2 separate regions of the Homo sapiens genome follow, and region 2 is linked to region 1. A link is a loop called in an ENCODE intact Hi-C map of the cell type or tissue named here. Cell type or tissue: psoas muscle. All regions are shown on one strand. Links, peaks and the distances in the headings refer to the core of each region. The heading gives the core; the rest is flanking DNA. Region 1 overlaps SEPTIN11 (septin 11). Region 2 overlaps LOC105377294 (a long non-coding RNA gene).

Region 1 (16,460 bases), core at 1,444-9,443:
CATGCCCAGCTAATTTTTTGTATGCCATATCCTTTTTGGACTAAGAAGAGGAAGGTGGAAAGGAAGGGGGATAAAGAAAATCAAAATATAAATTTCCTGTTAGTTTGAAGGAGAAGTGTGTGTGGAACAGATGGCTGTTCCTCTCTCTCCCCATCACGCCTGATGAATGGCAGGTGAAACAGCAGTGAAGTGGTTTGGGCTGTGTTGATCTGTTGGCATTGTCCTCTGGGCATTTCCCTCTGAGACATCACTTTGAGACAGATCAAAGAATTCTGTATGTAGCCAAGTGGACTGTCTTTTCCCTAAGCTTGGCAGAATGTGTCAGACTTACTTTTCTTGTCCAAGTAAAGCAAAGAGAATTTAGAAAAGGTGTGTGTTCAATGTGAGAACCACCATTTGCTTATTTGTCAGTTATGGAAGTTGGGGGGAGTGCAGATATTTTTCTTTTTTAAAAACTTCTTGAACTTCTTGATGACTCTACTGCATGTAGCCTCTGTGCTGGGCATTCATTAGTAGAAAGCCACAATTGGCAGGCACGCTACACCAACTTGCTCCCTGGCATTGTATCTTAAGCACTGGATAAGAGAAAGACTGGAGAGAACACAGCCAACTCTCATCTCATGCTTTCCCCTTTTCCCTACGTGAAGCCTTTTAAAATTCAGCAGGAGACCTCCCGAATGGCAGCTAGTTCTACAGAGTGGCGTGAATGGGTTGTCCTTTCTCTCATGATAAATGCTCATTGCAGAGCAGGGCAATTCTTCATTAGCATAGCAATTTGTTGGCAATTTGTTGGGTTTCTATTGAAAAGTATGCTAAATTGTAATCGCAGGCCAATTACTATTCTGGCTTCTCTTCAGTGCCTCCCCAGCCCTGTCTCCAAAATCAGCTCTAAGAACATGTCTGAGAGTTCTGTCCTGGCTCCTGCAGGGGACGGTAGGGGAAAGCCTTCTGGTGGGATCCTGGTTTAACTGGGTATGTGGTGTGCAGTGGGGTGTGCTGGCTGAGGGGCTGACTCCTTGTGTTAAATAAGACAATTCAGATGCTGAATTCCTCAGAGACCAAATTGATGCTGCCCTGTTAGATGTGTAAAGCAGCCCTATTTGGAGTCTCCTGGGTGGGTTACAATACCTGTGATTCTTAGATATTTGTCAGGTTCTATTCTTAAACATGTTTAAAATTAGTTTTTCAAACTAATGAACATAATATATATTTGTTGTTTAAAATGTTATAAAACACTTCCCTTTCATCTCCCACCCCCATTTCCATTTCACAGAGATAACACTGTGGGATCCTTCTAGAAACTTTTGACATCTTTCTGTATTAGGAAATTGCTTTTGGTGGCTTACAGTTCTGTAGGTAGGAGTCCAGTATGGGTCCGCAGGGCTGCATTCCTTCCTGGAACCTTTAGGGAGAGTGCGCGCCTTTTCCAGCTTCTGGAAGCTGCCTGCATTCCTTGGCTCTTGGCTCCTTCCATCCATTCTCAAAGCCAGTCACGTTGCATCGCTCTTTTAGTATTCTTGTGTCAGGAAATTTTCCACAGAGAATTGCAGAAATACAGCTTAAACCCAGTTAAGACTCTCCCCCACCCTCCAACACACACTGAAAAGCTAATACCATGAATTGGGTAATTAAGAGCAGCTGGCTGCAGGGGTTCAACGAGCCCCATCAGGCCTCTGTCTGTGGTTCTTGATCCTGCTTCTGCTTGCTTCACATTCAGGCATTTTCCTCATGACAGCAGTCTGGCTCTGTCAGCATCACCAGCCGAGCAACCTCAGGGGAAGGAACAAGGCATTCCTGACACGTCTCACCAAACAGTCAGGATTTCACTGATTGGCCAGGACTTAGTTACATGCTCAGCCTGGGGGGAAGATGGAGTCAGTTCACTCCAAAACATACAAGGTTCCCCATAGGCAAGAAGACAGGATCAGAAAGGAGATAGGGCTTGGGAGAGAGACACACTGGACAGATAAAAACAGCTTTCTCACAGTTACATAGGTGCTTTCTTGTTTTGCTTTTACACAAATGAGATCATGTTGTTCATCCTGTGCATTTTCCTTTTTTCGCTCCACAAGGAATCCTGGATATCCTTCGTTGTCAGCATATCTAACTCTCCAGGTCGTTTTCCATAACCCTTTGGAGCCCCTTGTTTGGGGCCAGCGTGAGCTCTTTGGGAGATAGGAGTGTCAGCATTAAATATCATCCTCAGAGAGTTGAATATCAAATCCCGTTGCCATACATATTTTATAGCATAATATCTTTATAAGAAAAAACTTACTGTCAATCAATGGTCCATCTATTTTTAAAATAAGAGTCTATAAAAAGTAGATCAAAATATTTGGACGGCCTCGTAGAGGAGGAGGTGTTATATTTAACTTAACAGCATCCATGGTAACTTTTCCTCCTTACTTACTCCCTTCCTCTTACTGCCCATTTGTATTTTTTTGCACAGTATGCACATGTGTGATATTTATAGCGTGAATTTACATTTTTGTGGTAAATATGGGAGGGAATTAAGGATAAAAAAAATAAAATTATGATCCCGGTAAGGAAAATTTTTACCAAAAATGTCTCAGAATTGTAATTTTGTTTTGTGGCGTGAACCTGTAGGTTGAAAGAAAGCAGAGGAAATAAAACAGGGCAGAAAATGGTCCTGGCATGAACTAAGTCTAGTTTCAGAGATAATGAATTAAATGTATGCTGCTAGAACCCATCTCTGTTGGTCCTGGGAAGGCATGTAATAGAGGAAGAATAGTTTTCATTTCACTGGGAAGAGAATTCTGATGTTAAATGAGATAACAGAACACCCAGGAGTTCATCATTCCCCTTCTCTCTGTTTTGCTACAACACACCTAAATCACTCCTGAAGCCACATTTTAGTTTAAATAAAGCCTTTCATATTTTACCCATGCTGTAATTCTCCAGAGAATCTAAATTAGATCTAAATTAGCATTTAGCCTTTTTTCATAATTTTAAATTTGTATGTCTTTCTCATCCATTTTCCAAAATGATACTAACTCTACGAAAAAACCTCATCCACATTGATCCAGCTGTCTTGTAAACATACAAAGGTGAAAATAAGATACTGTAACATCTCTGCTTTTGAAGAAGAACCAGTTTGATAGTAGAGTCAAAGTAAATTAGTAATACATTTTGAAATAGAAAATTTGTCCACAATTCAACCTTAATTGTTTTGAGGGGATGAGAGAACAGGAATTGAAAACAGGTAAGTGTAAGGCCATCTTAGCCAAGGCTATAGTGTCAACATAAATTGTGGAAATTTATAATCAAATCTTAAACATTTTTATCCCGTCTTGTTTTTCCAGGAAAGGATGTAAATGGCTTATAGGGTAAAACGAATGAAGATAAAATTAACCCCAGAAAATAAAGGTGAAGCCAGGGATAGAGTCAGTACTCAAAGTGTGCCATCAGGCCTGCCTATAGCAATTAATTGATGAAGTATTACATTTTTCTCTCAGCTTAGTGGTCAGAGCATGGAGAAAATTTATTAATTCACTCATTCATTAGCAGATATTTAGTGAGCATGTGTTATATGCTAAACACAAGCAAAAAGTTTAACATACGACAGATTTATAGTATCTATAAAGTAAAAACAAAATGATTGCTCCAGATGAAACACAGCTTTACCTGGAAAAATTTCTCCATGGATTTTCAGAAAAGAGATTTGGTGTATGTAGTGGTCTGGGTTCCTGGGCATCCTCTAAGTCAGTGCAATTGTTTAATGAAATGCCAGGTGCCACACGCTGGCTCATCTTATGCCGGAGTATGTTTCATCAAAGGTGATTCTATGAGGAACAAGAACAACGCAACTTAGGTATGTAGCTTTCTGACTCTCTGATTCCATCCAAGAGTAAAATCTAGAATAATTAGGGAAGGCAGGCAGATCCCCATGCACAGTTACTTACTCAAGTAGCCAGTCTTGGCAATTAGAGTGAAAGATGCTGAATCACAGATCAACAATTTGTTCAATCTACCGTTACCTTCTAATTAATAATACAATCCCTCTGTTTTTCCCCCGCCTTGTTCACCTTAGAGCTCGTAGGTTAAATAAGCCTGAGGATAGAATGGAAAAGGTAGGACTGCTTTCCCCTGTGATGTGGGCATCATGTTTACTAGCATTGGCAGGAATAGGAAAAACAGAAGTCCCAGATAGCACTTTAATAAGGTCTCTAATTACTGTAGCAATAGAGTGTTTAGGCAGATGAATTTATGATAAAATAAACAACAAACTCTGAAAAAAATCTATCACAGTGGCATATCTCTGTATAAATCATCACCATGATCATTTTTGTTTTCAATTAACTTTTTTTTTTTTTTAAAGATGGAGTCTCTCACTCTGTCGCCCAGGCTGGAGTGCAGTGGTTCAATCTCCACTGACTGCAACCTCCGCCTCCCAGGTTCAACGGATTCTTCTGCCTCAGCCTTCCAAGTAGCTGGGATTACAGGTGCCCACCACCACACCTGGCTAATTTTTGTATTTTTAGTAGAGACGGGGTTTCACCATGTTGGCCAGGATGGTCTCGAACTCCTGACCTCAGGTGATCCGCCTGCCTCAGCCTCCCAGAGTGTTGAGATTACAGGCGTGAGCCACCGTGCCTGGCCTGCAATTAACTTTTAATAAATGTCTCCTTTGTGCCAGGCATTCTGCTAGGGAGTTTTGAAATACTTTAGTCATTGACTTTTCTGAAAATATTGTTATGGTTGTTTGGTTTGAATTGGAACCTATGCCTAGTAGGCTTTTAGTTATTCAGTTAGAAAGAAATTTTTGTCTTATGGGTCCTCAAAAATATAGATGAGATTCCGCTTACAAAGATTAGAGAGAAGCCTCAAAAACTAATCCCAGTGCTTCAGGAGGCCAAGGCAGGAGAATTGCTTGAGCCCAGGAGTCTGAGACTAGCATGGGGAACACAGTGAGACCCTGTCTGTTAAAGAAAAAAAGCTAATGCATTGAAAAACTTCCCTAGTTCTTCTAGAGTTCCTTTTATTCCAAAAGCTGTCATTTCCTGCTGAACTGCTTTTGGTGAATCACACTGCTGCTGGAGTTGCCGTGTCTAATTACAGCTCTTAAAAGCACAGACCATAGAAATGGAAAGCAAAGCACACCAAAGTTTAGAGGAACAGTGGTTTTTTTCAACCCATTGATTAACCCTGTGCTGTAAGTAGGGCCTGGTATGCTAATTGTTTGTAATTTCCACCTTAATGTAAATGATAATTAAAATTACCATGCCTTTAAAAAGTATGGTGTTCCTGATTCACATGGGTGCTTAAGCAATTTTCAACCTAGTAAAATAAGATGATAATTTCAGTCTTGTCCAGGTAACCTGGAATGCTTGCCATGTAATTGAAGTCTTTATTGCTATTCTTAGGGAAGAAGATGAAAGTTAAGTAGGTCACTTTCTACTGACAGAGCCTTTCCCATGAAGGAGAAACTTTTATAGGGCAGATCTGCTTCTGTGCCTTTTGTGTTCTAAAAATAGGTAAATCCTGAAAAGAAGTTGGCTCTGCTTGAGAATGTTACACTTGTAGCATGTACTTAAAATGACTCAAGTACCTTCGGTATTGACTAGCAGTGAGAACTCTGTTTTATTTCTGTATCCACTACACAGTAACTTTGTTTTGCTCAAAGTTAATTTGTTAAGCCATGAATGGTGAGTGTGAACTTGTTAAACTCTTTCAGGTTAGGGAGCAGAGACTGGTTTTATATTGCTTTTATGGAGGGTTTTTTTTTTTGTAAGACTATTCAGGAAAGTAAGGAAGACAGGAAACCGTCTCAACTGCTGCACAGCCAGACCCCATAGAGATCTGGAATGACATTCAGGATGTTACAAACGTGCAAACAGTGTCAGTGTCTGTTTTTATTCATTACTTCATCCCTGCACCTATGCTTGTCACACAGTGAGCGCCCAAGCATTAATTTCATGATGGATTTCCGATGCTCTACCCCATCTATCTGCTCTTTCCTGTATTCCCAGCCTACATTCTGTCTGCAGCATGGCTTCTGTTTACTTACACAGCCTTTGCTGCCTCATGGTTTCTGCTTACTTACCTCTCTTTGTATATTGTTTCTTTTTCATGCCATCACGCTGTGTGGGGATTGCATGTATCTCATTCAAATACCCAAAGAGAAAAACTGTGATTAGATAGACCACTCTCCAATGTGGAGCCCCAGCTCATAGTGAAATGATTGGGCTTCTGTTGTTGCCTTGAGGTCAGGGACCTAGCCATGGTCTGGTTGTCTGTGGCCAACTAGCAGGGCCATGGATGTAAAGGATGGTCTTGCTTATAAGAGGAAAGCGGTTATGACAAACACTTAGAATGGTGTTCCCATAATTATAAATTAGAGTCTGACTGGTATTATTCAGTCATGTTCTAGACCAGATTCTAAGATGTGGGAGAACACCCTATCAGGCTAGTTTCTTGAATTCTCAGAACTTGGCACAGAACTTGTATATAGTAGGCACTGGAAAAATACTGGCTGAATGATGGTTGACTAAAGAGGAAATTCTGTGATCTTAGATGTTCAGGGACACACAGGAAAGGTTAAAGAGTAAGATGAATATACTTGACCAACTTTTATCCTATAAGTGAATCATCATAGTTACAGGCAAGCCATATAAGGCTTTTCTAATCAGAGAAAGCTCAAATCCAGAAAGACTTCATCCTCCTTCACTTTTGTATTATGTTAGAAAGCAATGAGTATACAATACAGAATTTATAACTAGTAAGTAGATTTTGTCATTATAGTGGGAGGGTTGCCCAGAGCTTTTCTTTTTTCCATAGAACACTACCATCCTTAAAGTCATTATAGCAGTCCTTAGAAGAGGGGATGCTCCTAGGAACATATTGGGATTAGAAGTAGTTGAAAGGGCTGTTCTATATTGGCAAGTTTAAATTGAGCTGGAAATCTAATTGAAAAATTTTCCAGATTAAGAAAGAAAAAAGGTATCCCTAGGGCTAATGTTTCTAGATTTCTACCTGCTTCTCTCCATCATCATATGCTCAGCCACCACCACCACGAACATAAGGCTGTTTTTTTCTCATTGCCAACTGTCTTTGACTCAACAATAAGAATTAGAATTAAGAGAGAATTTGCTTGGTGTTATTTTGAGGGTTGGGCTGCAGTTCTTCATAGCCCCACATTTGGGTGTCATCATGTGATTGGTACAGTGGTTACAGATACCTGCTACTCTGCTTTGCACATGGGAGATCTCAGTAAACACTTACTGAGTTGAATTATCAGTGTAAATAAGGTCATTTGACATCATTTACTTTCATTGTCACAAACTTCACACTGAAGCTGGGAAAACTATCTAAGAAGCCACAAATGTTTGGCTTCTTGACTCCAGCTGGATAAAGAAAAATAAAAACAATATGGAGAGATTAATATAACCATAACTGGAAAATGTTAGGCAGTCAGTTTTCTGTGTAATAGTAAAATCAGGCTGCTGTCTTGGTTGAGTGCAGGTGTTGGAACCATACAGACTTGAGTTAGAACCCTGGTTCCACCACTTAGCAATGACTTCAGGCAAGTTACTCATAAATCTTATCTAAGCCTAGTGTTCCATCTTGAACATGGAGGAAACAGTAGTACCTATTTCATGGGAGTAGTACTAGGGTTTAAATGAGATAATGTAGCCGGGCGTGGTGGCTCATGCCTGTAATCCCAGCACTTTAGGAGGCTGAGGCAGGTGGACTATTTGAGGTCAGGAGTTCAAGACCAGCTCAGCCAACATGGTGAAACCCCGTCTCTACTAAAAATACAAAAATTAGCCAGGTGTGGTGACATGTGCCTGTAATCCTAGCTTCTCAGGAGGCTGATCTGGGAGGATCACTTGAATCCAGGAGATGAAGGTTGCAGTGAGCCGAGATCGCGCCACTGTACTCCAGCCTGGGGGACAGAGCGAGACTCTGTCTCAAAATTGAATAAATAAATACATATATACATACATACATAAAAGAGATAATGCACTAGAAGCTCTTGCCACCGGGGTTGGCACAAAGTGAGCACTCAGTGATGTTAGTGATTATTGTCATCAAGAGTGTTATTTTGAATAATGTAATTCTTTTCTACGACATGGTATCATATTGATGTTGAATTAACTGATCTTTTAGGTAATTCAGTGTAAATGGAATCACTTGTTTCAAGTAACAGAAATTCAACAGTATAGTCTTTTATCCCTTAAGTAATATAGATTTATACTCTAACATTTAGGAGAGAAAGAGACAAAGTTCATGTTCTTGTTCTTGTAATATACAAACTGAGCACAGGCAATCTTACAAGTACAATTTTTCTATTCAGAGGTAAAGAAGAATCTCTTGATCTGTAAATTTGAAATCTCTCTGCTAAATAGTTTCTGAAATTCATTGAGGCATTTTTAGGAAGGTATTCCATAGATTACACATAGAAAGAATTATCTCTTCACAGTGACATTTCTGGTGACAGTTTTTCTTTTTTAAACTTTATAATCATGACTAATAAAAAATACTGATGAATTGAACTGATGTCTGAGAGACATTGACACATTCTCTGATTTTTCTTTTGTGGTTATGTAGGTGAGACAGGCATTGGCAAATCCACGTTAATGGACACTTTGTTCAACACCAAATTTGAAAGTGACCCAGCTACTCACAATGAACCAGGTGTTCGGTTAAAAGCCAGAAGTTATGAGCTTCAGGAAAGCAATGTACGGCTGAAGTTAACCATTGTTGACACCGTGGGATTTGGAGACCAGATAAATAAAGATGACAGGTACATCTTGGGATTTTGGGGGGACATGAATGGATGAGGAGATAGCAGGATCCATCCCAGGTAAATTTAAAGGCCAAATGTTTTGGGGATTTTTTAGTTGTGGGGCTTGGTCCTCTATTGCCTAAAAGGTGTGATATTCTTGTCCTCTGAGAATTTTTCTGAGAATATTCTTCCTTGAGGTCAGAATCAGACATCAAAATTGATCCCAGCTAGTAGGATCAGAAAGGGGCTTTATTAGAGGGACTAAATTAGCTTACAACATCTTTCCACAAAGGCCATGAAACCAGGTTTGGGGCTTTCCTACCAGGAAAAGCAATCTAGAGAAACACCCAGCCACCCTACAGAACAGTTTTAGCAGAAACCCCAGCCATCAATCACTTCATACTGCTTGGGAAGCCAGGACACTAGAGGGGAGGTCTCTAGAAGCTCCACCAAATCTGCCCCAGGTAATCAAATGCCTTCACCATGGCTTGCTATATAATGATAAAATAGTACACTGAGTTTTTATAATGTACCCCATTTATAAACCATGTAAGTTTGGGTCTTTACCATGAGTTATCTTTTGCCCTTATTTGAGGGAAGTTTTCAATTCTTAAAATTTCGTGGCATACAACCCATGTTAGTCTTAGTCTCAGGATTTTGTTCACATTCCTTCTCAAGAGCACCAATTCTGTTCATCAGTCTCAACCTCAGATGTCTTATGACTATTTTACATAGTACATTCATTCTCAAAAGAAGTTTGAGAAAGTTAAAATAAAACTGCCCCAGGTCCAAAGGTGATTGTAGAATGGGGCTTCCAGAAACATCTTTGAGCAGTTACAACATTATGGGCATAAGTGTCTACCTGCTTAGTGTGACCAACATGTAGACATGAACAACAAATCAGTAAGTTAGGGTGTGTTTGCTTACAGCTCAGACACTTTGCTTGTATCAGGATTTTTTCCCCATATTCCTCAAAACTGTATATTATACACATGTGTTTTGTAAAGAGGAACTCGACTATTTTTATCTAGAAATGCCTAGATATATTTTATCTATGCCTGATATAAGTATGAGCACCACAGTAATGACAGATAAATGTTTAATTCATTCTTTAGCTGAGCACCAAGCTCTTTATTTTATCTACAAAGCACTTTAAATGCTCTTCAGTAGACATTGTCCCGTGATAACAGGAACAATTGGTAGATAGAGTGAGAAAGATTTTATTTTGCATACCAAAATGGACTATCTGTACATTGTGCTGGGGCAGGGAACAAGTTCAGCTCTGACACTGCAGCTGAGCAGTTGCTCTTAATATATGACCTCAATGACAGGGAATGATGGAGAGGCCCCTGCCTGAAGGCTGTTTGTAATGCCAAGAGCAGTAAATGAAGAGAAAGGCCTGGTCATAAGGAAAGGGGCACAAGTGCATTGTGGGAGCTGGGAAGAGAGCCGGGGGTTTCAATCATTGCATACTCACAGAATATACCCAGAGCAAGGCCTGTTCTCCATCTCTCAGACTGGTATAGATTTTCTCACTGGCGTTAGGAAAAATCTTGCTTGTCCATTCCTTGATTGGAAGACAGCAACTGTACTTTTTCAGGATCCCTCCCCCAAGGAATGAGAACCATCCTCCACATAGCCTCTTGCTGAGATTCCCTGTGCTCTTCCAGCTCACTGGGGTTGCCACAGTGCTGCCACTCAATTTTTGCCTCTCCCCTAAACTGGGACTTTCCCTCGGGCTGCTGGTGGCTTTTCACTCCCCAATCAGCACTCAGCAGCAAACAGTTAGCACAATGCATATCCTCATATTTGCAGCTGGAGCCCTCCTTAAGAAATTATCTGACTCATTTGGGTCAAATAATAGTTTCCAAGGAGATTTAGAAGAGAGGAAGTGTGATATTAACTTAACCTAGATACCAAATATTTTTTTTCCTCTGAAATTTCTTGACAGCTATTGCATAACCTCTTTAAATGGCACTTAAAACTCTCTGTTACCCTGTGCCTCAGAAGGTATTGTTGACACTGTTGACTGTAAAGCCAAATTACTTGTTCACAAATTGTTATCTGGACAGGCTCTGCCTCCCTCAAGAAACTGGAAGTGGGATATTCATTTCTGCATCAATATATAACCATATGGAAAGGGATGTGGTATTTCTCTATGCCCATGTTGATTTTTACCTACTTTGGGGATTAGGCAAGCTTTTCTGCCATAGATGCAAGACTTCAAGAATGTCCCAGTTTGTTTATGTAGGCTTTGGACATGTCAACATTCCTGTATTATTATCTGCCTCAGACCAGGCTAGCTAGAAGGAGGCAGGAAGAGAGATCTGGTAAGGTTTCCTGTTATGTTTAAAAGCACATTTCACTCTTTGTTATTTAAGGGCTTCCTTGTTTTGGCTGTTTGTACTCTTCAGTGGAGAAAGAAAGGGGCCTGGGGAAGAAGGGAAAGCAAGTTTTGTTGTTCAATTGGAAATAGAATAATTAGTTTGCCCCACACTGGGGAGATGGGAGGTGAGCTGTCCATGGCGTATCACTAGCTGTAATGATAGTTAGCCCTCAAAGGCAGAGATAATTGAAATCCCCTGAGACGGAATTTCAACCTCACCAAATCTTTATCAGAGTTATAAAACAGTAGTGAGATGGACTGTTTGGCCTTTAAATTTTAAGTTTTTAATCACACTTTCTGGTGGAGGTAGTCAAGGGATAAGGAAAATTGGCTAACAGACAGCAAGATAAGGGAAAAACATGGTAAGTATTTGGTCGTATATGAAGTGGAAAGTCAGTCCCTGAATGATGGCATTGGCCATTTTGCAAGAATGATCAGTGGGTAGGTTGGATGGATGGATCACATTGTCTAAGTATCTTTTTCCATCGGTTTTAGGGTTAGCCTCTGTCATTTTTGTGTGTGTGTATGTTTTATGGCTGGAGGTATATGGAAAAAAAAATGAGTGCTGTGTAACAAGGAATATCTCCATGCCTTAAAAGAAAATGATGTGAAAACGTAAGGGCTAGATTGGATTTGTCCTCCTGTCTTTCCTCTGATTGATATGGCCACAATTCAGGGAAGTTTTAATTGGCAAAAAAAATATAAATAAGTGTTAGTAGGAATGGGGCTAGCAAAAGGCTAAGTTGGGATTAAGCTTCCTATCTTTCTCACTTTAGATGGAGAAGTGGAAAGGATTTGGAGGAAGAGGCAGATAATTCATCTCATCTACAGGATGATGATGAGGAGTACAAAACCACTTGGCTGGCTTGAGTCTCATCAAGAAGAAATTATTTCATCAGCATAATTAAATCTTTGACATAGGGAATAGTGGTTTTGGTAAATTGTTGTCCAGGAATACATTTCTTTTTATTGGTTAATAATGGTATGGAAGGTAAAGTAGATGGGATTTCATATTTATTATGTGTATGACATAAGAGAAGGAGGCTCCAGGTTGAATCCCAGGTTTCTGACTTGGCCAGTGGTGTGGGTGGTGGCCCACCATGCTAAGGAATACAGGGAAAGTGAGGGTTTGAAGGCAGGATGAATAGTTCAGTTTTGGACATATTTAGTTGGAGAAGCAGTTGAAAATATAGGATAACCAATTGTGGATGGGTCTGAAGCTCAGAGGAAAGATCTGGGTTGGAGGTAGAGATTTATGACTTGTCATCAGATAGATGGTGAGTGGAACACAGGAATGAGTATGATTTTCTAGAGGGAATACATAGAGTGAAAAGAAGGGAGACTGAATGATTGGCCAGGACTCTCTAATAAGAACAGGTAGAAGGAAGCCTGAGATATTAGAGAACAAAAGATATCTTGAATCCAGTGGGGAAAGCATTCCTCACTGCAAAATGAGTGTTGTTATGCTTCTCATTATCTTTGGAGGATCAGAATCAAAACCAGAGGCAAGAAGGGAAACTAATAGAAAACAGAACCATATTTGGACTACTATTGAGAGGAGGAGGTGCTAAAAGCTAAAAATCAGACACAGGGGAGGCAGGGGAGCAATTGCTGTGAGCTGCTTCTCTTACCCTTTGGGATAAGAGGCTGCTGGGGAAGAGCCCTAATCCCCAAATCTGCCTCAGTGTCAGGAGACAGAAGGATCAGCCCCAGACTCAAAGGGCAAAGGGCATGGGTGGACCTCACTGGAGTGGCTTGCTCTACTTCCCTACTGGACATGAGCTCCATAGCAGAACAGATAACCAGCAGAGAACTGGGTGAATGTAAAGTTCCTTTTTTTTTCCTTAGGTTTTTCTAAAAAGTCAGGCTTGATTCTATAGTGGTGGTTGTTTATTATATAATTATGAAATAGTTATATCTGACTTTTATGTGCCAGCCCTTTACATGTATTGCATGTATTGGCTCATTTATTTGTCACAATAGCTCTCTGATAGAACTACTATTTTTGTCTCTGATTTACCTGTGAGGAAATTGAGACACAGAGAGGTTTAGTGACTTGCTTAAGGCTGTGCAGCTAGTAAGTTGTGCGGCTGTATTATGGTTTTAGGCTTGAATCCATGTTTCTAACCACCATCCTCTATAACTATCTCATTAAATATTATTATTATTATGCAATATATGTCTATATTTCAAGATTAGAAAATATAGAAGAATCTTATTGCTCATTCATTCTTCTTATTGGAATTTTGCCTGTCATGATTTGGAACTTTATTATTGCTGAGGTACATCCTACCTTTTTTTTTTTTTTAAAGCCTCTAGAGATTTTGTCTACTCTAATTGAACCAATATATTGTGATAAAATCACCAAAGAAAAATATCAAAAAGCTTTTTATGACTGCTTTCAGTTTTGCTCATAAGTTTGTTTGTTGTTATTGTTTATTTTGGGGATGTTTGTTTTTCTTAGGATGTCTGCGTCATTTTTATTATAAAAGATTTGTGGTTCCCTTTCAAGGGTTTCAGTTTAACTTATGGGTATGGGATTTGGGTGTTGAAAGGTTTTTATTTTTCTTAAAACTTGTATCTTCGGAAAGGCAATAAAGTTTGGGGAGAATTAACTCTTCGTATTCCTAATAGAACAGTCTCTTTGTTGCTAAAACGAACTTCTTCTGAGTAGTCCCTTTGGAGACCAGAAAGAATTAGTGGGTTTCCCACAATGACCTAATATACTACTTACTTCCTGGACATGTGGTTTATGGAATGTGTATCCCCAATATGCTATTAGTCATTGTGTTTATGGTCAGTTAATAGGATTACACATAATTATCCAAAACAGATTTGAATGATTTGGTGAGAAGAGAGGGTTACGACATTTACCTTTAAATCATGAAGATTTTGAGTTGAAAGGAATCTTGAAGATCATAATAGTCTAGGCGCCTCAGTTCCTAGATGAGTTATGGATTATGCACAGGGCTATGGGAGCACAGACAGCCCCCATCTCTGGAGGAATAGGGCAGATGACCAGGGAATAGCTCGCAGTAGGTGGTGGTGTCATATCCTGAAACCACACACCAGTTTCATTTTGTGCACCAGTGGCAATCAGTAGGGAGAGGCTATCACAGTCACTTTTCTGAGATGGATTTTTGAGGCCCAGTTTTGGCCCAGCAGGAAAGAATGCCACAGTCTCTTAGCAATATCTTCCACGGATACCCCTTGGGGGAGTGGCAGTCAGCTCCACGTATGTACAGTCTCTGTTTTAGAGGATGAATGTTAGCCAGGAGAAGAGTAGGAAAAAGACAGGTTTCTCGCAGAGGGGCCAGCGTGAGCAAAGACACAGAGGAAATAAGGGCTTGACATGGGTGGGGGGCGGGCTGCTACAAATGATTGGGCGTGGCTGGGACAGGAGAGGTGAGCCTGGAGCGCTGTTCAGGGATCAGGTGATGGAAGGCCTGGATACCTAGGTAAGGACTTGGGCTTTAGCCCTTAGGAGAGAAGAAGCCATTGTGATGTTGAATGGAGGATTGTCCTGTGAAAGAGGTTTGAGACTAGAAACATGCTGTTTCTGCATTCTAGCTATAAGCCGATAGTAGAATATATTGATGCCCAGTTCGAGGCCTACCTGCAAGAGGAATTGAAGATTAAACGTTCTCTCTTCAACTACCATGACACGAGGATCCATGCCTGCCTCTACTTTATTGCCCCTACTGGACATTCACTAAAGTCCCTGGATCTGGTCACCATGAAAAAGCTGGACAGTAAGGTACTTGCTGCCATTCTGATTATCATCCACTCTCCTTTTAGATCTTCTTTATCCTAATGCCCTAATTTGTTCTCTGCTTTCAGTGTGATTTTTTTTTTCCTGGATTACAGGAACAGTGTTTGACAGCATGAGAAAAACGCTTCAAAACCTCTTGCCTGTTAGACAAAAATAAAATAAAACAAAACAAAACTAGCAAAAAAAAAAAAAAAAGTCAAGTTGCTTTCCAGGAAGTATTTTTAATTCTTAAATGGGAGGTTGAAATATAACTTCCAGGTTTGTTTACTTTCTTAAAAAAAAAAACTTTCTCTAAAAGGTGTTTAGAGGTTTGGTTTTAATTCAAAGTTTACAATGGAATAAAAGGTTAAATTTTTGTCTCTGTGATGATAATGGTCCAGCTTCTTCAATTTTAAAACTGAACTGCACATGTGTGTTCAAGTAAAGCAAAGTCTTAATTTCAGTGTGATCCCTGAGCTTGCCACATTTATACCTTCTCTTTTTCACAACACATGAAGGAAGAGACTGGTAAGTTTGATAAAATTTTGCACCTTACTATATATTAATTAGACTTTCCATTTTGAAATAAATAGAAGACAATACATTCTGAAATAAGGATGAAACAAATGGCAACAAGAACAACCACAAAACTAAGCTGTGGATGGTATTTACCGTTAGATTCAAAACCCCTTTTGCATTCACAGAAAAGTCTTATCAGATGATAAAGCTCTTTAGAGGACTCTGCTGGGTGTTGTTACTATGATTTTATCTAAACAACACTGATAAAGATGCTGTCTCTCCAGAGGGACAAAACAGTGAGAGAATGCTCAGAAGATCAGCCTGTCCCCAAGGCCTCTGTCTCAACTGTCCTTTAAAGGGCTGGAGAGGCTGAAGCCAAGCCAGGCTCCTTTGGCTTCCAGCAGGCACAGACACAGTAGTTTACAGAAAAATCTTCTAATGGCCTGGAAGGATCACTGCAGCTAGAGTACTCTTCGCAGAATAAATAGAAACCCTCCTTCATCCCATCTGATTCCTCAGCTCCCTGGGAGCTGTGCCATTAGCCATGATAGTGGAGAGATCACGGGCAGTGAGGGCCGCTTCCGGGTCTGTTGTGTCCTTGGAAGCAGGGGCAGACCTCCCTGTTCTCAAGAGTGCCCCATTCTCCACAGACATTCTGAAGGAAGTAGAGTGAGGAGGCTTCCTAATCGAGGGCTGAGTATGCAGACCCAGCCGGATAATATCCAACACTATTATTATGTTTAATAGAGTTCATTGAAAACGGAAAAGAAAAAGGCAAAACAGGCACAACTAATAAAAGCAAACAGTCAACCATAAAGCAGGTTAAACTTTCAAAGAAGTGATATTGTTGGAGAGTTGGAGAGCTAGCTAGCATCTGAAAATGATAATATCAAAGTTTTATTTATACAAGTAAAGGGAAGGGTTAAGCAAATGTATGGTCATTTCAGAAAAGACTTTCAAGTCCGGCTAGTGAGGAAAAAGAGGTTTTAAAACTAAATTGCTTGATTTCTCTATCTCCTCTGATCAATTTGGCCAAGAAAGAGTGAATCTCTGCC
Region 2 (12,856 bases), core at 4,746-12,745, 59 kb before region 1:
TTCCATTTTTACAAATACATTTCTATATATGTAAGTATGCATACAAAAAATCTAGAAGTGAATATATAAAAATATTGGTAGTTGCTATCTGAATGGTGAGTTTATGAGTGATTTTTATTTTTCTCATTATATTTCTCAGAAATTTCCAAATTCTTTGCAAAGAGGTCTTAGTAATATGTAATCAGAAATAATCAATGAATCAAGTAACGTTCTTGAAGGATTTTTAATAATGTAAAATGTAAAAATGTTACATTGTAAAAAAGGATAAAGTGCTATTTTTAGCATCATCTTTTAATTATATAAAAATATTCAGTGTTTTAGAAGAAAATACATCAGTATATTAATGTGCTTTTCTCTGAGAGGTTGGCTTATTAAAGATTCTAAGATTTTTATAAATAAACAGTATACCTACATATATATGTATATATATATAAAATTTACCTAAACATCAACAAATTGAAATAAATAATATTTAAATCCAGATACCAATATGAACCCTGTTATTGCATAGGACCAGAGAATGAATTGATAATACATTAAAATTCAACCCCTTTCTATTAGGAAACTTCATCTGATTGAGGAAGATGATGATAAGAAGAATCAGAGAGAAAGGTGATCAGATCCAGTTTGGGATCCAATGTGGGGTTAACCCTAAAAAGAATTGAACTTGGCCTCTTTTTTTCTCCCCAACCCTTCTGCTAGGGCCAATATGATTCATGTCCAGTTATCCTTCTATCTCCCTTAATTATTATTATCATTAATTTGCTCCTACTGAAACTAGAATATCATTGGACAACAGTAGCCATGTCAAACCTTTATAAGGGTGCCAACCCTTCCGTTTTTCTAAGTTGACTTATTGGGTAGAAATAACTGTTTACTGAATGTCTACCATATGCACAGCTTTGTAAGAAAAAGGAAAAATTATAAAATATGGTTAGGCAAAAAAATTAAACAATAGTTTAACAGTGACATAACAATTCAAAGTCATTCCAGGATAGTACACCACCACACCAGAGGCAGGATGACAGTAGCAAGTGTATGGGTTTAAGAGGCAGATCAGCCTCTACCACTGTTTTGTTGATGTGTGACTTTGACATATGTTATAGACCCAGTGAGAATTGGTTTTCTCATCTGTATACTGGAGATAATAATAACTACCTGTGGTGTTCGGCCTCCATGATAGTTTCTAGTGATCTTGCCTTCTGGTATTCACACTTCCCGTAGTCATCTCCTGCATTGAATAGAGCTAATATGACAACAAATAGGATATTGTAGGAATTATACAGTATAATTTTCTAGGGTGAGGTCATGAGAGACCTTGTGGTTTCCACCTTGCTCTTTGCTCTGTCTTGGATCACTGGTTTTGGGAATGTCAGCTGCCATGTCATAAGGACACTCACTTAGCCTTATGGTGAAAACTACATGGCGAAGAACTGGGTCCTCTCACCAACATCCAGTGTCAACTTGCCATGCATGTGAGTGAGCCATCTTGGAGGCAGATCTTTAGCCCCTTCCACACCTTCAGATGACTGCAGCCCTAGCCAGCATCATGACTGCCATGCCACAAAACCTGAGCCAGAACCACTTGGTAAGCCACTTCTGATTTCCTGACCCACAGAAACTGAGATAATCACTGGTGATTGTTTTAAGCCACTACATTTTGGGGGATAATTTGTTATGCAGCAATAGCTAACTAATACTCTAGATTATGATGTATTAGTGTTATTTATTTGCTTTATCTGCTGCTCCAACATCAGACAATTGAGAGTGCAGGGTCTGGGACAGCATCTTTGGGAAAGAGAAGGGATGCCGAGAGTTATAGACAGAGGTGCAATTTGTATATGAGGGTGCATAAGGATAGCCCTGGTGGGAAGATTTGGTTTTCTCTGTAAGCAGGAAGCATGATATAGCTGCTAGAGGAAATGACAAGTAATAGAGAAAACAAAAACAGGGTTAGACAGCATGAACGTATAGTGATCTGAGCTGCAGGGTTCTTTTCTTTCTCCATCAATTCTCTGTGATCTAGGGGTAAAAGGATTAAAATAAACAGCAACTGGGGAAAGACCAAGTGAAAAGTTCGATGACCAAGAGCATTGGCAGGGAGGACTGATGCCCATGGTTGTAACATGTGAATTTCTTCTACCTGAACACTGATTTATACTGTGAAATTACCAATATTTGGTACAAAAAAATGTCAATTTCATATAGTTCAACCCATATTCATTCTAAAGAGTAAATCTACATCTTCCTGGAGGAGTTTGGGTGGTTGAGATCACTGATGAGGAAGAAGCAAGTTTCTTAAGAAAGCCCATCTTGAGAAAAACCCCTACAGATTAAAGTGAGTTTTCCCAATGCCTGGAACAAGTAAACTTTTTTTTTTTTTTTTTTGAGATGGAGTCTTGCTCCGTAGCCAGGTGGGAGTGCAGTGGCGTGATCTCGGCTTAGTGCAACCTCCGCCTCCTGGGTTCAAGCGATTCCCCTGCCTCAACCTCCTGAGTAGCTGGGACTACAGGTGCGCACCACCATGCCCAGCTAATTTTTTGTATTTTAGTAGAGACGGGGTTTCACCATGTTGGCCAGGATGGTCTCGATCTCCTGACCTCAGGTGATCCGCCTGCCTCGGCCTCCCAAAGTGCTGGGATTACAGGCATGAGCCACCGCGCCCGGCCCACATAAACTCTTAAAAATTTTAAAAATAGATATACATGCACGTAATTCAAAAAAGGAAGATACAGAAACATAAAAGAAGATAAGTAAGTCTCCATCTGCACTAATTGTTTTCAGCCGCAAGCAATAGAAACCTCATACCTGACTGGTAGGGAAATGTATTCACTCTCTTACCAGAGATGCGAGATGGGGTTCAGTTAGTTGATTTAGCAGCTTCACCGTATTATCAAGGACACAGATTCTTTCTGTTTTTCTACTCTGCTCTCTACTGCCTGGGCTTCAGCCTAAGGCTAATTTATTTCACAGTTGTCAAATGGAAACAGTTGGGCTTCATCCTTCCTTATTTGTGTCCAACTGACTTTCTGTGAATTTGTCCTTAGAGTAAGAAAGCAAATTCTAGAACCTTCCAGCAAACCTCTCCTCTGCTCTCCTCTCATTCACTGGACAGAATTGGGTCACATATCTCTTCTTTAACAAATCACTGTCAGGGGAAAGGAATCATACCTGTAACAATCAGAGCCATCCCTGGCTAAAAAGTCCATTTTCCAAATGCATTTGTGTAGAATGGATGTGGTTGAGTCACTCACAATGTTCATCACCTTGACCCACACCTGCTGCACGTGCTCTTTCACAAAAGCAAACACTATTCTCAATCTCTAGTGCATCCTTCTGAAGATGCATGTTCATTTAGATGCATTCTCTTCCCTTTTTACAGAAGTGGTAGTGCAGCATACATGTTGTCTTACACATTGTTTTTTTTTTCATAGTATACACTATTGGTAAATGTTTAATGAATAAATGCTAAGTTCAGAAACATATATTTTGTAAGCCAGGTGGCTTTTATCCTAATTATGTATTTTCTTGTTTGCCTTTTGTACTCCACTAGCATTAAGCTTTTTTAAGTTCCAGCAATTTCAGTTTTGCTAAGGGGAAAACAAGGAAGAGTCTTTGTGTGGACTGGGGCCAGGGTATTAAAGGGGATCAGCAGATCCTGAGTGCCAATATAGTAGTGGCAGCAGACAGAAGAGAATCCCAAGGGGTATGTAAAATAATATAATAACAACAATAATAGTGCCTCCTATGTACTAGATTGTGCTAAACATATATTCAGTAAGAACCAAGTTGGGGCCGGGCGCAGTGGCTCACACCTGTAAACTCAGCACTTTGGGAGGCCGAGGCGGGCGGATCATGAGGTCAGGAGATTGAGACCATCCTGGCTAACACAGTGAAACCCTGTCTCTACTAAAAATACAAAAAATTAGCCGGGCGTGGTGGCAGGCGCCTATAGTCTCAGCTACTCGGGAGGCTGAGGCACGAGAATGGCATGAACCCGGGAGGTGGAGCTGGCAGTGAGCTGAGTGGGCAACAGAGTGAGACTCCGTCTCACAAAAAAAAAAAAGAAAAAAAAAGAAAAAAAGAACCAAGTTGGGTCTCCTTGGTTGGCTGTCTCTTCACAACTAATGATTCTCCTTCAAATGCTAGACCTTATGATTTGTAGTGTTTTCACAATGGAGGTGATTCTCTTAGCCTTTGTGAGTGAAACTCCAAGAGCTATATTAAGAAAGATATGAGTGCTGAGGAGGCAACATAGCTTGTTGAGAGATGTGGGTGGTGTAGGGTAACAAACTTGGGCTTGAATCCTAGCTCTACCACTTATTAATTTCACAGTGTAATTAGACATTGGATAACGTGGATGATTTTGTTTTGTTTTGTTTTTTGTAGAGATGGGTCCTTGCTATGTTGCCCAGGCTGGTCTCAAACACCTGGCCTCAAGCCATCCTCCTGCCTTGACCTCCCAAAGTGGATAATATTCTTATTGTCTCTGTGCTTTAGTATCCTCATCAAGAAATGGAGAAATGCCAGAGGATTGCTGTGATGATTAAATGAGAGATGCATACAAAATACTTTGCATGGTGCCTGAGACAGAAAAGCATTCAACAAATCTAAGCAAAAGTTTGATGGCATGTGATAACTTGTAGAGAAAGAGGTCCACTCTTACAGGTTTTGATATCACAAAAACAATATTAGTACAGCAATTTAAGATTTTTTTATTGATGTTTAACCTGTATACAACCATACCCATTTTAAGTGTACAGACAAATGAATTTTGACAAATTCATTCACTCATCTAATCATCACTATAACCATGATACAGATTTTTATCACTCCAAAAGTCCATCCTGTGCTCTTTTCAAGTCCATCCTCCTCATCTGATACCCCAAGCCACCATTGTTTTGCTTTCTGTAACTACAGTTTTGTGTTTTTAGAATTTCATATATGTTGAATCATACCATTTGTAATTTTGGGGTCTGACGTCTTTCACTCAGAATAATGTATTTGAGATTTATCTACATTTTGCATGTATCCATGGTTTATTTTATACCAAAGCAGGGTTCTATTATGTAAATATAGGTACCACAATTTGTTTGTCAGTTAACCTGTTGTTGAACTCTTGGGCTGTTTCATTTTTTGGCTGCTATGCATAAAGCTGCTATGAATGCTTTTTTGTGGACTCATTATTTCTGTCGTGTAACTATTTTTTAGTGTAAATGTAGAGTCATATGGTAAATATATGTTTAACTACATAAGAAACTGCCAATCTGTTTTCCAAAGTGCTTGTACATTTTGCATTTTCACCAACTGCAATGGTTTGGATGTGGTCTGTCCCTACTGGAATGCATATTGAAATTTTATCCCCAGTGTGGTGGTGTTGGGAGGTAGGCTAGTGGAAGGTGTTTGGGTGAGGGAGATGGATCCCTCAAGAATAGATGAATGCCCTCCTACAGAGGTGAGTAGTTCTTGCTCTGAGAGAATGAATTAGTTCCCATGATAGCAAGTTGTTAAAAATGAGTTTGGCTTCCTTGGCTTCTCTCTCTTGCATCCTCTCTCACAATGTGATCTTTACACACACTCTCTCTTTCTGCTTTCTGTCATGAGTTGAAGCAACATGAGGCCTTCATCAGATGCAGCTGCCCAATCTTGACTCTTCTAGTCACCACAATCATAAGCCCAATAAACCTCTTTTTTAAAGTAAAATATCCAGCCTCAGGTATTCTGTTATACCAACACTAAACAAAGACAGCAACAAGGCATCAGAGTTCCAGTACTCCACATCTTCCCGAACAACTGGAATCATCAGTCTTTCTAATTTTCACCATTCTACTAGGAGGCATACAATTGTACTTTAATTTGCATTTCTCTGATGACTAATGATGTTGACCACCATTTCACATGCATTTGGCCAAACATGTATCTTCTTTTATTATGTGTATGTTCACATATTTTGTCATTATTATTTTTTGCAAATAGTGTAGGTATTTTTCCCCAGTCTGTGGCTTACCTTTTTAGTTTCTTAGTGGTGTATTTTGAGGAGCAAAAATTTGAAGTTTGATAATATCCAGTTGGTTAGTGCTTTCTGTGTCTCCTCTACAAAACTGTTGCCTAACCCACAGTCATGAAGAGTTTTTCTTTGTTTTCTTCTAAACAAAGCTTTACTGTTTACACTTAGGTTTATGATCCATTGGATTCAATCTTGTGTATAGGTGAAATAAGGTTTGAGGTTCTTTTCTTCTATATGGATATCCAATAGTCCCAGTATGATTAGTTGAAAAGATTGTCCTTTCCCATAGAATTATCTTGGCACTTGTGCCAACAATCAATTGACCATATGTGTCTATATGTAGACTTTCCATATGCTCTCCCACTGGACTATATGATTGTATGTTGGCCGATTCCATGTCTTGATTATTGTAGCTTTTTAGTTAAGTATTGAAATTGCACAGTGTAAGTTATCCAACTTTGTTCTTTTTCAAAATTGTTTTGGCTAGCTAGCATAGGTCTTTTGTGTTTTCACATACATTTTACAATCAGATTGTTAATTTCTATTTTTAAAAAAAGCTTGCTTGGATTTCAATTGGGATTATATTGAATCTGTAGATCAATTTAGGGAGAATTACATATTAACAATATTGAGTCTTTCAATCCATGATCATGGTATATTTCTCCATTACTTTAGGCTTCCTTTAATTTCTCTCAACACAGTTTTATAGGTTTTTAGAGTACAGATCTTACACATATTTTGATAAACTTATCTCTATTTTGTTTTTGATATTGTTGTACAATAATTGTTTATATGGTTATTTCATTATAATAATGATCCTATGAGGTAAATATGAGCTTAATTTATTAGTTAACAAATGCAGCTCAAAGAGATCAAAAGGTTGGCTTAATATCATATGATTGGCTAATCCCATTTCTGGAAATGTATCTTGCAGATATACTTTCACATGTTAAAAATGACTAGTACAAGGTTATTATTGCGGCATGGTTTATCATGATAAAAGACTGAAAAAACCTTGAGTGTATCCATGAGACTTTATCAGTGATATAGCCTTAGAAACAGTAGGCAGCTGTATAAATGAATGAAGAAGGTAACTATGTATCTATATAAAAGGAACTGCAAAATATATTAAGTGAAAAAAAGATACAGAATGTTATACATAGTATATTTTTTCTTTCATGTACAATATGGGGTAAGGTAGGAAATAAGGATACATATTTATATCTGTTGCAAATTGCTTAGAAAAACTCTGGAAAGATACATGACACAATAATAAAGTATTTACCTCTTGTTGGGAGGCATGAGGACTGGATAGATGGTGAATAGAGTGGAAACTTCATTCTGCATCATTTTATGTTTTTTAAAAAACTGTGTAAGTATATTACCTCTGAGACTGCTGATTTCCTCTCAGTGTCCATTTTTCATTTCTTCCTTTTACAAGTAGGACATCCCCCCTGAGTTTTTGGAGGGCATATCCTAGCCTCCTCTGCAGCTAAGTACATTCCTGTGACTGAATTTTTGCCAGTGGAATGTGAACACAGGTGACTTATATTATTTCCATGTCACTTCCTTAAATGGAAACTAATATCTTCCACTTTCTTTTCTTTACCCTTTCCATGGGCTAGAATGTGGATATGGTGCTGGTGAGACTGTTTTGATCAGAGTAGATAAGGTAACAATCGGAAATAAACATCTAGGCTGGGTGCGGTGGCCCACATCTGTAATCCCAGCATTTTGGGAGGCCGAGGCAGGTAGATCACCTGAGGTCAGGAGTTTGAGACCAGTCTGGCCAACATGGTGAAATCTCATCTCTACTAGAAATACACAAAAATTAGCCGTGCATGGTGGCTTGCACCTGTAGTCCCAGCTATTTGGGAGACCGGGGCAGGAGAATCACTTGAACCCAGGAGGTGGAGTTTACAATGAGCTGAGATCGCACCACTGCACTCCAGCCTGGGTGACAGAGCAAGACTGTCTCAAAAACAAACAAACAAAAAACCATCTATTTTTCTTTAACCAATGACTCTTGGGATATTCCCATTACAGCAGCTTCGCCTATATCCAAATACATCAACTTAAAAATTTTGCATAGCTCATGATGTTTGACAGTGTAGGAACACGAACGCAAGTGTCCTGGCTTCCAAGTCCATGTTTTCTCTGCTGATGAGTAGGAAGGCAGTCTTGCAACGGCTAGTTCGTTATCTTCCTAAAGTGTGGAATGATGACTCATGAAGCATAATCTGCCAAAATTCATGATACCAGCCAACCTACAGCCACTTCTGCTGATTCAGATGGGACTCAATAAAACAGACAGAAGTAAGGTGAAATATAATGCTGATGACTTTTGAAATCTCAGCCTGGAAAGAGAGAATTAGTGGTAAAGCAAATTGAACTTGGGAAAATTAACAAAATGAACATAATCCAATAGGTATCGGTACATGAGGTAGCAAGGAAATTATGACTGAAATATTATAAGTCAAGGAAATTTTATCTCATTCAAAAGGAACAAGTCTACAGTAAGGGAGATGAGGGTGCAGAGTAACCCCTGCATCAGAGAGTTATTCAGCTGGTAGAAATGGACAGTGGTAGAATGGTAGATAGCAAATAGGACGAGACAAAAGGTGAGAAGGTGTAAGTGACATGGCTGTCAGAATATACAAGTGCATATGATTCTCTTCTAATTCAGTGGCAGTATCTAGTATTCAGAGGGACATCCACCACATAAATTTTCTAGGCTCATGAAAAAGAATAATAACTGTCACCACAATGACTGGCCACAGGGAGAAAGGAATTATCTGAGAAGGAGTGATGCCAGAGCCAGGGGAAACTGACCCAGCTCCAGGGCTGGCTGCCAAACAGAGTGGCCAGCAAGCCAAGTCATCTTACTCTAAGGAGCATGTCACTTCACAGGACATACTTATTGCAATCAGATTTTTTAAACAGCGTGCTTTAAAGAGTACCATAGCCTATAAGAATGGAAATGTCCCTGCAGGCTTAGATAATTTTTGCCTTTAAAAAGAATACAAAGACTTTTTTTAAATTTATTTTTTTGTTTTTCAAGTAATACTTGCCACAAGAGGGTGAACAAGAAAGGATGGAAGCTACTGCTTCGTGCTGATGACATAATGCTATCAGATGACAAAGAAAAGGTAAAACTCAAGTTTTAATTTATTTGTCTCCTCTCCCAAAGAGACTAATGTTTTAATGAAAAAAGGTAGAATAAACATGATTTAAAGGCTACTAAAATCCAGCATGGTAAGCAAGCAATCGATTGCTTTAAATGAGTTTCTAGGCCTAAATGAATTATCCATGCAAGAGATTTCATAAGTGATCGTAAAGGTAATTACTCACTTTCCAGAAGCCAGAGAAAAATAAGAAATGATAAAAGATTGAAGAAGGGCAAATATTGTCTTGATTTTCAAAGATAATAAAAAGTGGTAGGGGCAAAGAAGAGTCAGAGTTATTGGTAAATTTAACATTGCCTAACAATTTTCTAGAATGATTTTTAAATGCATTTTTTTAACAAAGAAAAGAAGAGATAATCACTGGAGCCTATGTGAGTTTATAAATGACGGTTTCAATGTTTTTGCCTTCCATGTTTATCAGAATCTCAGTGGATCCTGTATCTTGTAAACTTGCTGAGTTCATTTATTACTTCTAATGATTTTTTAGTGGATTCCTTAGGATTTTCTGTATATTTGTGTTATCTGTGAATAGAGAGTTTTACTTTTTCCTCTCAAATGTAGATGCATTTTACAATGTTTTAATGAACATTTTTACATATTGTGTTGCAGAAGGAGTTCAGGATCAGTCAGTTCAGGACAGTCAGTTAAACCATCCAAAATTAAAGTGGCAATAGCTAACTTATCACCTGTTTTGTGTGTGTGCTTTTGTTTGTTGTTGTTGTTGTTGTTCTGTGACTCAGTCTTGCTCTATTGCCCAGGCTGGAGTGCAGCGGTGCGATCTCGGCTCACTGTAACCTCTGCCTCCCCGGTTCAAGTGATTCTCAAGCTTCAGCCTCCCAAGTAGCTGGGATTACAGGCGCCCACCATCACGCCCGGCTAACTTTTGTATTTTTAGTAGAGATGGGGTTTCACCATGTTGGCCAGGCTGGTCTCGAACTTCTGACCTCAAGTGATCCACCCACCTTGGCCTCCCAAAGTGCTGGGATTACAGCCATGAGACACTGTGCCCAGCCTCCTGTTTTTCTTGTATCCCTTTATAATTAATCATTTTTATGGTAGTCAAGAGTGATCTGGTCTTTGGGTTCTTTGACTGTAAACCACAGAAACAAATCCTAGATAACTTAAGCCAGAAAATAAAAAAATAAATTGTAGACCCCATAAACTGTAACAATTTGCCAAAAAGTAAAAAATAATTTATGGCCTGCATAAACTGTAACAATTTGTATTGTCTTTGTGTCTCTTGATTCAAAATTCAAATGTAACAGCATCTAATTGGCCAAGCTTAGATCACATACTTTCTTAAGAATGTATGTACTGTGGTGATGAAAGGAAGGGTGTGATGGAACGTCTCTTCAGGAGCCTCTTATTGAAAATAAATTAAATTAATTTTTTTGGACGTGAGATCTTGCTATGTTGCCCAGGTTGGAGTACGGTGGCTGTTCACAGGCTCAATCATAACGCACTACAGCCTTAAACTCCTGGCTTTAAGTGATCTTCCTGCCTCAGCCTCTTGAGTAGCTGGGACTACACCATGCTACCACAGCCAGCGAGGAACCTCTTTTTTTGGTTTTGTTTTGAGATGGAGTCTGGCTGTGTCAGCCAGGCTGAAGTGTACTGGTGCGATCTCGGCTCACTGCAACCTCCACCTTGTGAGTTCAAGCTATTCTCCTGCCTCAGCCTCCCGAGTAGTTGGGATTACAGGCATGCACCAGCACATCCCACTAATTTTTGTATTTTTAGTAGAGGTGGGGTTTCGCCATGTTGGCCAGGCTGGTCTCGAACTCTTGACCTCAGGTGATCTGCCCGCCTTGGCCTCCCAAAGTGCTGGGATTACAAGGCATGAACCAGTACGCCTGGCCCAGAACCTCTTTTTTAAGAGGCATTTACTTTTTACCAAGTTGAAACATTCATTGGAAAAGCTCTCCAAATAAATTGGGGTTCAATTAAAAAGGGAATAGACCCTAAATTACTAACAATGCCAAATATTCACTATAGCTGTTTTCTAAAATGCAAATTTTCTTTGCTTAAAGACCTCCTTGACTCTTCATTACCTTAGTATGGCAATAAAAATTATTCATTTCCTAGTCTTTACCCTCATCTCCAACTCAAAATTTATTGAATATACCAGACCATGTGACAGAAGCTAATAGACAAAAAAGCACTCTTACCTTGAGACATTCATAGTCTAGTGACAGAAGCGTGATAGTACGACCACTTCTTGATTGCTTAATATGTCTAAAGCAGAGTTTACTGGCAATAATAGCTGGGGTGGCCATAAGTCCTTGTTTTTCCTATTGTCCTGACATCATTACTATCAGCACAAACCCCCTTTTCCCAGCCTCAAAAGTTTCTCAGTTTGGACAGAAATTATAGGTCATTCTAATAATAATAATACAGTATTTTCTCAGTTAACTCTCAAAACAATTCTGTGAAGGAATGAGATGTTCATTCCTACTGGATAATGTGAGTAGAGTTTTATAAAAAGACTATCTGCAAAGGTATGTGCAAAATGAAGGGAAACCATAGGGGTTTACTCTGGGTCACCCTAGGGAGGGATACTGGCTGCTTCCTTTGGTTGAGGGAGGCAACCAGCCTGCAATGGTGCCATAGTAAGGGAGCCAGGGGGGAATAAATAACCATACTCCTTCCTCTTTGTTCCATCGCTGTTGCTTCCTAGTGCCTTCACTCAACTGGAAGCTAGAGGGAAAGAAAGTCTCTTGAGTTAAGGCTCCAAAGGACAGACAGCAGGTTGGAGAGTGGATCTGGCTAACAGAACACGTCCTCCCCCAGGACTCACTGTTACTACCCTATTTTACAATAGAAAAAAAAAAAATGAGATGAAAGTTTAACTTATTTGATATAACAAAGCTCATAAGTGATCATCTGTAGCTGAAGTGCCAGGTTCTCCCCACTCTGCCACTCTCTCGCTAAGGCTCCAACATTCTAGCAATGCCAGGATACCCACCCTCCCCATAGCATCTTCACATCCCAAATGAGATGTTGGAATATGTAACGTTAAGTTTTGCTGATTAGAATAAACTAACCTACCCACCAAGGTAGGGCATTCACATTCTTACAATCTAAGCAGATGAGTTTACAGCATATACATTCACAAAATAAATAAGTAAAAAAAAAAAATTTGATAAACAAATTCTACAGTCTGTTCTGGTCAAGATAACACAGTTCCTTTGCAACTGCCCTTACATCCGGTTGGTGGTGTGTGGAGCCCTCTTTTCCCAGGCCTTACATGAGGCCTCTGGTCCATGGGCAGTGCTGCTGCTGTCTGATCCTCCTTATGGAGAAAGGACAAAATGTCCATGTACCAGAGCTGCAGAAGAAAGTATTTGTCTTCCCCCTCCCTTTGCACAGCACCCATCTGTGTGTAATCTTATTATTATATATTTTTTGAGACAGGGTCTCACTGCGTCACCCAGACTGGAGTGTAGTGGCGCGATCTCGGCTCACTGCAACCTCCGCCTCCAGAGTTCAAGCGACTCTCCCACCTCAGCCTCTATAGTAGCTGGGACTACAGGCAAGCGCCACCATGCCTGGCTAATTTTTGCATTTTTTTAGAGCCAAGGTTTCACCATGTTGGCCCACCTCAGCCTCCCAAGGTGCTGGGATTACAGGCGTGAGCCACCGCGCCCGGCCCATTTATGTGTAA

What was found. Peaks named below come from ENCODE experiments on the same cell type or tissue, not always from the same donor. Only the 100,000 strongest peaks of a DNase experiment are listed, where the experiment ranks them.
Region 2: it touches region 1 in a loop (2.9-fold over the local background); 26 of 110 quality-filtered maps call a loop at or near these places.

Annotation. Positions count from the first base shown.
Region 1 is chr4:76,997,030-77,013,489 of GRCh38, forward strand. SEPTIN11 (septin 11) reads left to right here. Exons shown (of 10, transcript NM_018243.4): 3 at 8,572-8,767; 4 at 14,706-14,892. Among named protein-coding and RNA genes, the nearest start is that of SEPTIN11, 56 kb to the left of the region's middle. In psoas muscle, for the core only: no CTCF peak of the experiment used is centred there; no DNase peak of the experiment used is centred there; H3K4me3 peaks cover 768 bases; H3K27ac peaks cover 1,946 bases.
Region 2 is chr4:76,935,141-76,947,996 of GRCh38, forward strand. All of the region lies in intron 1 of LOC105377294 (a long non-coding RNA gene), which reads right to left. Among named protein-coding and RNA genes, the nearest start is that of SEPTIN11, 8.2 kb to the right of the region's middle. In psoas muscle, for the core only: no CTCF peak of the experiment used is centred there; a DNase peak (open chromatin) is centred at 8,851.